Linked DNA regions of Homo sapiens: all the other regions are linked to region 4. Evidence: chromatin loops called from intact Hi-C (ENCODE). Cell type or tissue: MCF 10A. All regions are shown on one strand. Region 1 overlaps SHROOM3 (shroom family member 3). Region 2 overlaps SHROOM3 (shroom family member 3). Region 3 overlaps SHROOM3 (shroom family member 3). Region 4 overlaps SHROOM3 (shroom family member 3).

Region 1 (2,500 bases), 110 kb after region 4:
TATTTATACTTTACTGGGTTAGGCGCTCACATGGGACCTAGGCTTTTCCAATTAATTATTGGCAAAGTAGCACATTCTTGTCAACATAGGGAAAAATGGTGGGAAAAGACTTTTAAAGGACCATAAATTTCATGGAGAGCAGGAATTCTCATTCCCTACAGTGATATTTGAGTGAATCAGAACACATGGAATTCATTTTTCTCAAGCCATTCAAGTCTGATTACATCCAGCCCAGCTGCCATTCAACCTATAAAGATTCCATGGCAAGACCTTGGGCTTTGAAGAGATCATGGCTTGAATCATAGTTTCTCCACTTACTTAACTGTGGGCAAGATATGTCACCTTGCTGAGCTGCAATTACATACCCTGCTTCCAATTGTTATAAAGATTAAGTTACAAAAAAAAAGTCAAGTGCCTAATATTCCAGGCATATAATTTGTTGGTGCAAGGTACTTAGCAGAGTGTCTGGCACACAGTAAATACCCAGTACCGGTAGCTGCAATTATTAATAATGTTCAGGGGTTTGTTTCTTCTGCCTGCTCCCACCTTTGACCCTTTCTATTGCTTATTAGTTTCTCAACCACTAAACAAAAACAATGAGGAACGGGGTGAAGAGCAGTTAACCCATTGGGCAGGGTTAAATGGCAAAATAAATTACTGAAATTAAGTTAGAGATTATATATGGATTTAATTTTTCTGGTTTTTGCCTGTCTCCTGTCATAAATAATTGGGAGTTTAATATATTATCATCAATGGCAACATCATCATCTTCATCATGGACCTGATCACAGGGACCAAACTGTATACTATCAAAAACTGACAACCCTTTCAGGACTCCAGTATATACCCTCATTAAAACAAAAACAACTACCCCTGAAAAGGCCCCAGAGTTATTGATCTCACATGTGAGTGAACTTTTTCCTAGAATTTATTGCACCCGATTACAATCCAAATTCATATCTTCACTAATTGTAACTAGGAACATTTGAGATTTTTGCAAAATGTAATAGACTGTCCTTTCCCGTCATCTCTCATATTTCCCTATTGCCATTTGAAAAGTTTGGCCCATTGAATTCATTGTCTTCGTTATCCTATTTCAAGTTTAGCAGTTGTTTTGAACTCCAGAGATAATCGTTAGGAGACTTCTCTTAGTTAGGAAACATCCTTGTTAGAGGAGGCACCTGGTGAGACAGACTGAAGTTCAAATTCTGACTCTGCTTTTTTTTTTTTTTTTTTTTTTTAAATCTTCGGCTTATCTCCTGCATCGATGCCATGGGATTATGTAAGAGTGCCACCACGTGGCCTGACAATAGTAGGTTGCCAGTAAATAGGTGTTCCTTCTCCTTTTTACCTCCACCCTCTTGGTAAATTTAAACACCCGTTTATTGGCAGTAATGCTGTGCCTTTCTTGTGTTTCAAGGATGTGCTTTTGGGGCAAGACAGTGGCTTTGGTCTTGTGAAGGATCCATGTTATTTGGCTGGTCCTGGATCTAGGTATGTACATGTACTTATGATGCTCTCTGCATATGAATGCTGCTGGTGTTAAACTACTCTTGTTCCTTTCTACAAGAAATTGAAATGTGATGTCATATAGTGTCACATGCTTTTTTGATTTGTCTAGGCCATGGATAACTTTTTTTTTTAGTTTTATTATTATACTTTAAGTTTTAGGGTACATGTGCACAACGTGCAGGTTTGTTACATATGTATACATGTGCCATGTTGGTGTGCTGCACCCATTAACTCGTCATTTAGCATGGAGAACTTTTTATTTTCCATTTAGAAATGATTTTCTTTAAGAATGACACTTGTTCAAAATAGGTTTTGAACATGTGCTACTGAGGACAAGGTTGATTTGGCTAACCAGTTTGACAACAGAATAATTAATGGAGGTGCTATTCTTGAGCGTGCCCCATGGCTTTCACAAATGGGGCCTCCTGTGTGGCTGATCTCATCCAGCTCTGTGTGCAGAGCATCACATCTGGTGACCACAGTGCTAGGGAAGAACGGGCATTTCATGAACAGCTTCACAGAGGAAGGCAAACTGTAAGCATCGGAGGTGAAAAATAAAGCTCAAAATCATAACTTTATACATGTGGGGATGGAAAACAGAGGAAAGTCGTTTTTTTAAAATGCCATCAAAATCATATATCCTGGGTAGAAAAGTAAAATGAGCACTTTTTTAGAATTTAAAATTTTGAACTGTTCACATGGGACTTAATAAGTAGAAATTTTCAGAAAGGGTATTCTCTGAACCATGTACTCTGTATGTAGTTTTAATGCAGCATTACAGAGTTATCTACTATAATCTATTATTACTAATGATAATACACCTACACCCTACCTACTCCTTTCTACGTTTTTAAGCCATTTCCTTAATTTTTCTTACATTTCATTCAATCATTGTTTCTACATTCACCTTCTTAATAACACAACCTAATTCTGTCAAGTAGAAGCAGCCAACATGGTCAGGAAGTAGGTATTAATTACCTGCTTTCTA
Region 2 (2,500 bases), 94 kb after region 4:
TCACTGATGAACAGTAGCTCATGGAATTGAACAGGACAAACCTCTCTCAGCATATCAGGGTAGGATTCAGGCCACAGGAAGAGATAATGTCCTGGTTCCTTCCTGGTTACAGATGCTCCTCTCCCTTGCCCATGTCCTTCCCAATCACCCTGAAAGAAATTATTCTCACCGTCTGAGCCATCTGTTCTCAGAGAGCAGGTTTCCTAGCAGTGTCTCCTGACCCTTGACAAAGCCAGACTACTTTTGCTTTACAGGCATGGAGGTGTTGAGGGCCTTTAGAAGGTAAGGTGTGTGGAGCCTAACAATGAAGGAAGAATAGCATAGTGGTAAGGGACTGGGCCTTTAAGTCAGACCTAGGTTTAAATCTCCCCTTACCCCTACGGTGTAAGCTTGAGCAAATCATTTAACCTTTGATCTTGGCTTCCTTTTCTGTAAAATAACTAGTACCTACATCATTGGATTGTTGTGAGGATTATATAAAATAGCATATGTGCAATTCTTAGTACATAGTAAGCACTCAATGAATGATGACTGATTATAATAATTAAGCTGAAGACTTCAGGACACCATGAAACCTGGTACTGAACTTGAGGGTGAATGGCCAGCACACACTTATAAATGCAGGTGGGTATGTATTAACAGAGTGCCCTTCAACAGTGGGGTCCTTTGAGCATCCTTACTCCTAACCTTCTTATGAAGCCCTAAATCCAAAGCCACACTGTGACTTAAAAAATGTGCTGGCCCTTCAGCAGAGATAAGCACTGCAATCAGTACTTAGAATGACTGCTTACAGTAACTATGGTGAGCTCCAGTAGGCCTCAGGGGAATGGGGCCGTCAGCACCAGAAGTACAGTATTTTCAAGGCTTTGCTTCTGCACCTCCTCCTTCCTCCTCTGCATCCCAGCCTCCAGAGGGGCTTAGGCAGGTGGATCTGCCCTTGTGCTGTATCTACCACTCTGTCTCTCTGATTGAAGCTTCAAAATTGTTCCTCCTGACATAAGGACCATCAGCACAAAAGCACTGCATGGGGACAAAAGGAGAAAGGAAAGTTCAAATAACTCAAAATGTTACAGGCGTGTGCATTCTCTCCTGCTGCAGCACAAACCACCCTGTGGTGCAGCACAAACAAACCATGCCTGAGGCTTGCAGCTTTGGCAGAGGGCTTGACCCCCATGCTGAGTTCCACCTGTGGGATCTGATCTTGGCAGCGGCAGGTGGAGAGGTGCCCCAGGTGTGTTTCTGAGGAGCACAGTGGCATCTAGTGGTCCAGTGTGCCACATCAGTTGGCTGGTATCTCTCTGACAGCCTTAGTTTAAGTTCCAGAAACCAATCTCAGTCCTGAATTTATGGATCTGTTTCTTGTTAAGAAGCAGGCGTAAGAGGGGGTGAGAGGATGAGGGAGAGACAGGAGTGAGGTGAGAGAGAGAGAGAAAGAGAAGTATGGAGAGACTGAAGATGTGTAATTTAACTGTGAGCTAGGTTGGATTTGGAATTTCACTGAAATTGTATTTCAGCTGCTTTCTGTCAGACCCTTGACACTCTGTTTTTGCTGCCCTATGGAAATCTCACCCAGTGGTTCTAAAGTACTAAAGTACTTTAGAAGAGACTGAAAAGTTATGTAGTCTAGCCCCCTGACAAGAGGCTGAAATAGCAGTATCAAATCAGTGATTCATTCATTCAACAAATCTGTATGAGCATCCACTATGTCTCAGATGCTTTGTAGGTATTGGGAGTACAGTGGTGAACAAGGCATAAAAAGCCCCCTGCACCACAATTATTTGTTTCCCAAAATGTGTTCCGTGGAATAACAATCCACTAGATACTTCTTAGAAAAAAAAGTTTCTGAGATCAAGTAAGTTTAGAAAACATCTCTTAGTTAAATTATATATTTCTCTTTTAGAACAACACATGAAAAATGGTTTGGGAGAACAATAGTTTATAAAAGACTCAGAAATCTTGCAGTAAATAAAATTGTTTAGCTTATTTAGCTCAATATTTTCCAAACATATTTAATCATCTAAGGAATTAGTGTTCTGTGAGCACACTTTAGGAAATGTTTTCATACACTTATTTTGTGCTCTATGTTTTAAATATTTTAAAAATACTTTTTTTTTTTTTTTTGAGATGGGTCTCACTGTGTTGCCCAGGCTGGGGTGCAGTGATGCGATCAAGGCTAACTCCAACATTGACATTCTGGGCTCAAGCGATCCTCCCGCCTCAGCCTCCCAAAGTGCTGGGATTACAGGCGTGAGCCACCGTACCTGGTAGATACCTGTGTTTAAAAGTATTTTAAACACACAAAATAGAATGATATTATAAAAATACATACATCTACCACAGAATTAAAAAGCATTTTATGTTCACTTCAGTTCTTTAAATATTATAGATACAGTCAAAGTCTCTTTCACATAACCAAAGGGATATGATATAATGTCAAGTAGTGGTAAGTGCTGTGAAGAAAATAAAGCAGGGTAACAGGCATAAAGGAGAGAAGAGATGC
Region 3 (2,500 bases), 120 kb before region 4:
TGATCCTTCTTTGAAGTCACCACAGAGTCTTTCTGCTCCTTCACCCACTATGGTTAGTGAATGACCAAGGATACTGACTTTACCTCCTACTATTACTCAAATGTATATCTCTTCTCCGTCATTTCTCCTGTTCAGTTCCTCTTTCTCTCTAGCCTGGTCAATTGCAATATCTTTGTAACATGTTTTCTAGACTGTAATATTGCTCCTATTATCCATCCTTCCAACTAGGAAAGTAATATTCCTGAAGTCCAAATCATGCCATGTCCCTACCTTATTAGTTCTCTGTGTTGAGATCAGATGAAGCTATAGGCAGAGATGCTCTTATGACATGAAGGACTGGGGTTCCCTTGTAAGACCATCAGAATTTGCCCTATCTAAGCCCCTACTCAGGAGCCTAGAGGAATCCCTGAACTGAATGGTCTGAGTCAGCTGATACTCTCAGATAACAGCACTTTGCTCATAATATATGAAAACAGGAGCATGATTTAGAAAAAAAAAAGGAACCAAAATCACCAGCTAATAGATATTATGCAATAAGCACATTACAGAAACACAAAGTCCTGGTGTACATCACCAGGGCAGTCCCTGAGGACAGTCTAGCCAATAACTACACTTAAGTTGGGTCTCCAGATCTGATTTTCTAAGTTTCTGATCCTGGATCCTTTCATAAATTATAGCTGCTACCTCCAATCCCACCCCAAGTCTCATGAACAGGAAATCTGTGAAAAAGTTTTACAGGGAGGTTTGAGAACTCCCTCTGAGCTAGCCAATCCAGAGTCTTGCTTTCAGCCAAGCTTCCATCATACCCAGATTTTAATGATGAGTTATTTATGTTCTCACTTAAGGAAATCCTTTCCTACCCTTTGGAACTTCTATTTATCTTGTTATTAAAACTGTCTTCAAATAGATTTCCTGCTGCAATACAACACACTTGGTGACTTTCTCAGTCTTACAATGGGATTAGATATTTAGTGCTGAAAGGATCATTGCAAGGAGAGCAATCAGGTTTCTTCTCAGTGACAACTGCTTGGTCTTCTTTGCTGTAAAAGAACTTTGCTTTGAGCTTTGATACATGGAAAATGTCTGCCAGAGGCCCTGGTGAGAAAGAGTCCGTGTGTCTGCCCATCTTGGGTCATACCCTTGTCATCCAGGAACTAACAAGTCACCCCAGTTTACATGCAGTTGGCATTGGATGGGTGTAGGCAAATCACCTGGACTATCAAAGATACAGTGTCTAAAAAAGGCTCACTTCCTCCCTATCCCAGGTGGTAACACTGCATCGCAAGTACAGGGCATCCCAAATACAGAACATCCCTAACCCTGCATGCCCAGGGCACTGTTCTCAGCTCTGCTGGTCTGACCAGGTAGTTTCACAGAATTCTTGCTTGGTTAACTTGTAGTTTTTTGACATGATGTGCTAGATAGGTAAGATTTAGGATTCTTATCCATGTAAATGAAACTTAAAAAGAATTTCTCCTGATTGAGTTGCTTAGGGTTTTTGTTTGTTTGTTTGGTATATATATATATATATATAAAGGGGATGTTAGGGCTGTAGTCAGTGGCTGATTATTTGAAAATTTCTTCAACAATATGGGTTCTGTTCTGCTAATTCTCAGACCAATGAGGGCCTGTGTATGCTAGCAGAGAGAGGAAAAGACTAGGGTTTTCAGATTAGGACTCTGGGCCAGAATTTGTTACCATGTGACCTTGGACCACTCATTTAACCAAAGCTTCCCAGCCATTCCCCGTGGAAAGGAAGTGGATTGAATGACCTCCCGGTAGCCTCACCGGGATATTGCGGCTGCAGCAGAGCAAGGGCTGCATATAGAAGAGGAACATGAAGACTTTTTCCTTACAAAGTAAATGATATGAATTGACTGTGGTAAAGTTTCTAAATCAGATTTTTTTTAGTCCAGAGGGACAGCTTTTAAAATGAGAGATTTATTTAAGTTATAAGGAAATATCTGTCAACCCTCAGAAATTGCAAGATGATTATTTTGGTTGTGTGTGTGTATGTGTGTGTGTATTCCTAGTGGAGGGTGAGAGCTTGACTCTTAAGAATCATATAAAATATCAAATTATCTCAACTTCTGATAAATAGGGGGAAAGACAGACATTTTGGGGAGGTTCAAACCTCTATAATTCTTTAGGCATTTAACCCCCCAAGAGCAGGGACTACATTTATTCATTCGTAGTGTCCTCCACTCCATATCAGCATCTGGCACCTAATATGCACTCCATAAATCTTTGTTGTGGTTGAATGAGATCATTTTCCCCATGTCTTTGAAAGACAGAGGCAAAAACAGAGTGTTCTCATTAATGGACAGGGTTTTATTTCATTTTCTTTCCCCTCCCCCCTCCTTCCTTTTTGCCTGTCTGCCTGCCTGCCTTCCTTCCTTCCTTCTTTCCTTCCTTCCTACCTTCCTTCCTTCCTACCTTCTTCCTTCCTTCCTTCCTTCTTGCCTGCTTGCCTGCCTGCCTGCCTGCCTGTGTTAAATAA
Region 4 (2,500 bases):
AAGTAAAAATATAAAATATTTTGAGTAAGCAGCATAGCAAGACCCTGTTTCAACAAAAAAAAAATCAGCCAGATGTGGTGGTGCACATCTGTAGTTCTAGCTACTCAGGAGGCGAGGCAGGAGGATCGCTTGCGCCTAGGAGTTCAAGGCTGTAGTAAGCTATGATCACACTGCTGCATTATGCCTGAGTGAAAGAGTGAGACCTCATGTCTTTACAAAAAGTTTTCTTTTTTAGTCAAAATATTCTTTCAAAAGGATCTAGTTAAAGGTTAATTTTCTGGCATACAAAGCTAGCAGACCAAATGGGTTCAAAACTTTAAATAGCATAATTCATCCAGGAAGACCATTCCTTTTTATTTTTTCCTGTGCCTTTATCTGCAAAGCTCTAAAATGGCCTTCAGGAATAAGGCAAGGTAGCTAATATTTTTCAAGCAAATTCAAGAGCAAGATAGAAATGAAATGATCCCATCTTATCTTTTCCTTCCTCCGATACCTCTGCAGTCTGACCCTAGGGAATGAGTGCTATGCGGATCAGATCAAGAGAGGTGATTTGTTTACTACTTCTGAAGACCCTAAAACTTTTGCTAACCCTAAAAGTGACCTAACCTCTTGGGAAGGGAGGGGCATTCAGTCTCGAATGACACAGACCAACCAAGAACTCCTACGGACCAGTAAGCCCTTAACCGTGTAGATACCGAAGTGAGCTTTGGGGAGAGAGAGAATCGCTATCCCCCAGACATGGTAAGGCAGTCCCCTTGAGGCAGTCACAAGTCAACTGCTCAATCTTTGGCTAGTGTCCCTCAGTAGACTAGCTCTAGTTATAAGGGGATGTTCTAAATAACCCCAATGGAACAATCCACAGCCACTTACTGAGTACCTAATAAACCCATGTATCACTCCCTGCTACCTACTGTTGAGGTAGATAGCCTCTGAAGAGCCTCTGGATTCACAAAAGCCACCCTGAAATGAATATTTCTCCAAAAAGTGCTTGGGGTTTCTTCCACATCCCCACATCCCAGCTCCCTTCCCTTTCATGCCCACAGCAAGGTCTATTGCTGCAAATTGGTGGTGAGGCAAGTTGGCTGGGAGGTGCACCTACACGGGGGAGTTCTATTGTTTTTATAACCAGTGCCAGCTCTGAGTGCGTGGTGAGTAAGAGCCTCTTCCTCTTCCCTCTGGGCTGCCCTCCTCTCCCATGCCAATCTCATTGCTGGCCTGTTGTGGATATGGTGGTAAGCAAGGGCGGCTGCCTGGCTCTGATGCTTCCCAGACTTGGGACCCAAAACTCAAGAAGACAACGAAACATGTAAGTGAGGGCTTCATGGGCCTGTGTTTCCTATTAGCCAGTATTCCTGGGTAAAGTTTTCTGGGGAGAAGGGGCAAATGTGAAGACACCACTACAGCGTTACTCTTCCTTCCCCCGTTAAGTAAATGGGAAGTTCTTACTTGGCACACAAGAATAAAATGAATGTTGACTGCCTCTTCCAGTCACCTTTGGGCTGATTTTAGGTTAGACGACGTTTTCCCTAAAGGAATCTTATTTCTGCAAACTTCTTTTTTAAAACTCAAAATAATGTCTGCTTGTTCACTTTTATGTTAGAAAGTTATAATACGAGAGTAATTATGGTTACTCTTGTAACCATAATTTTGCTTATACATTGGTTTTGCTATTTTCCTTTCTGAATGGTGTTTATTTTAGATTTTAGCTCCTCTCTTGTGTTATGTTGCTAACATTTTTGTCAGCTGCCAGATTATTACAAGCAGATAAAGGGGGAGTTTTCTTCTAAAGAGACCCCCATAGTTCACGCTCAAAGAATTTGTTTTGTATACCCTGTGAGGGGGTGAGGGAAATAATTCATTGGTGTCTTTGTGTGTGTGTCTACGTGTGTCGTTAGCTGTAATCTGCAAAGATTTCTGCATCTTTAAGCATAAAGATCGCTTTCTCATTTTGTAACATGATTTCTTTTCAAACTTGTCATGTAATTGAATCCAGCTTTGAGTGACACTTTAAAATATGCTCTCCCGCGTCAGAAGTGCTTCTTTAAGCCAGGTGCTCTTCACGCTCACCTGCTGGCGTGTTTGATTAGCAGCCAGCCACAGCCAGGTGCCAAATCCATTCTAAATATGGGAGCCTGTGCTTGAGAAGACTAGTCATACTAATTATTCAGACCTCCTCCTTGGAAGTAATGTGGCAAAATCACAGAAGCAGAAAAGCCAGAAACAGTATGAGACTTGCTATTGAGGGACCATAAAATCAGAATTTTGCCTCATAATATTGTTTTGTTCTTGGGTACATCCTTTCCAGCTATGAGCTCACCAGCCCTTGCTCTGTCTCTGAGCTGGTTGGCATCATTGCCGTTCTACAGATGGAGAATGGGAGATACAGCTGTGCAAGCCAAAATGCCCAAAAGCCGGATGATCTCACTGAAACTGGGAGCCAGCACCCCAGGTGTCTCTCTAGCTCCTTGCTGCTGGTGAATCTGCAGCTTAAAAAAGGAGA

The links. A loop is a pair of places that touch in the nucleus more often than their neighbours do. Peaks named below come from ENCODE experiments on the same cell type or tissue, not always from the same donor. Only the 100,000 strongest peaks of a DNase experiment are listed, where the experiment ranks them.
Region 1: it touches region 4 in a loop (4-fold over the local background); 7 of 110 quality-filtered maps call a loop at or near these places.
Region 2: it touches region 4 in a loop (4-fold over the local background); 4 of 110 quality-filtered maps call a loop at or near these places.
Region 3: it touches region 4 in a loop (3-fold over the local background); 4 of 110 quality-filtered maps call a loop at or near these places.

What each region holds. Positions count from the first base shown.
Region 1 is chr4:76,747,597-76,750,096 of GRCh38, forward strand. It overlaps SHROOM3 (shroom family member 3), which reads left to right. Exons shown (of 11, transcript NM_020859.4): 6 at 1,421-1,494. The region is part of intron 1 of SHROOM3-AS1 (SHROOM3 antisense RNA 1); the gene reads right to left. Among named protein-coding and RNA genes, the nearest start is that of SHROOM3-AS1, 54 kb to the right of the region's middle. In MCF 10A, a CTCF peak has its summit at 1,312 (motif pointing left); a DNase peak (open chromatin) is centred at 1,295.
Region 2 is chr4:76,732,409-76,734,908 of GRCh38, forward strand. All of the region lies in intron 4 of SHROOM3 (shroom family member 3), which reads left to right. All of the region lies in intron 2 of SHROOM3-AS1 (SHROOM3 antisense RNA 1), which reads right to left. Among named protein-coding and RNA genes, the nearest start is that of SHROOM3-AS1, 69 kb to the right of the region's middle. In MCF 10A, a CTCF peak has its summit at 1,250 (motif pointing left); a DNase peak (open chromatin) is centred at 1,223.
Region 3 is chr4:76,516,108-76,518,607 of GRCh38, forward strand. The region is part of intron 1 of SHROOM3 (shroom family member 3); the gene reads left to right. Among named protein-coding and RNA genes, the nearest start is that of MIR4450, 56 kb to the right of the region's middle. In MCF 10A, no CTCF peak of the experiment used is centred here; no DNase peak of the experiment used is centred here.
Region 4 is chr4:76,638,337-76,640,836 of GRCh38, forward strand. The region is part of intron 2 of SHROOM3 (shroom family member 3); the gene reads left to right. The region is part of intron 2 of LOC105377290 (a long non-coding RNA gene); the gene reads right to left. Among named protein-coding and RNA genes, the nearest start is that of MIR548AH, 64 kb to the left of the region's middle. In MCF 10A, no CTCF peak of the experiment used is centred here; DNase peaks (open chromatin) are centred at 1,145 and 2,095.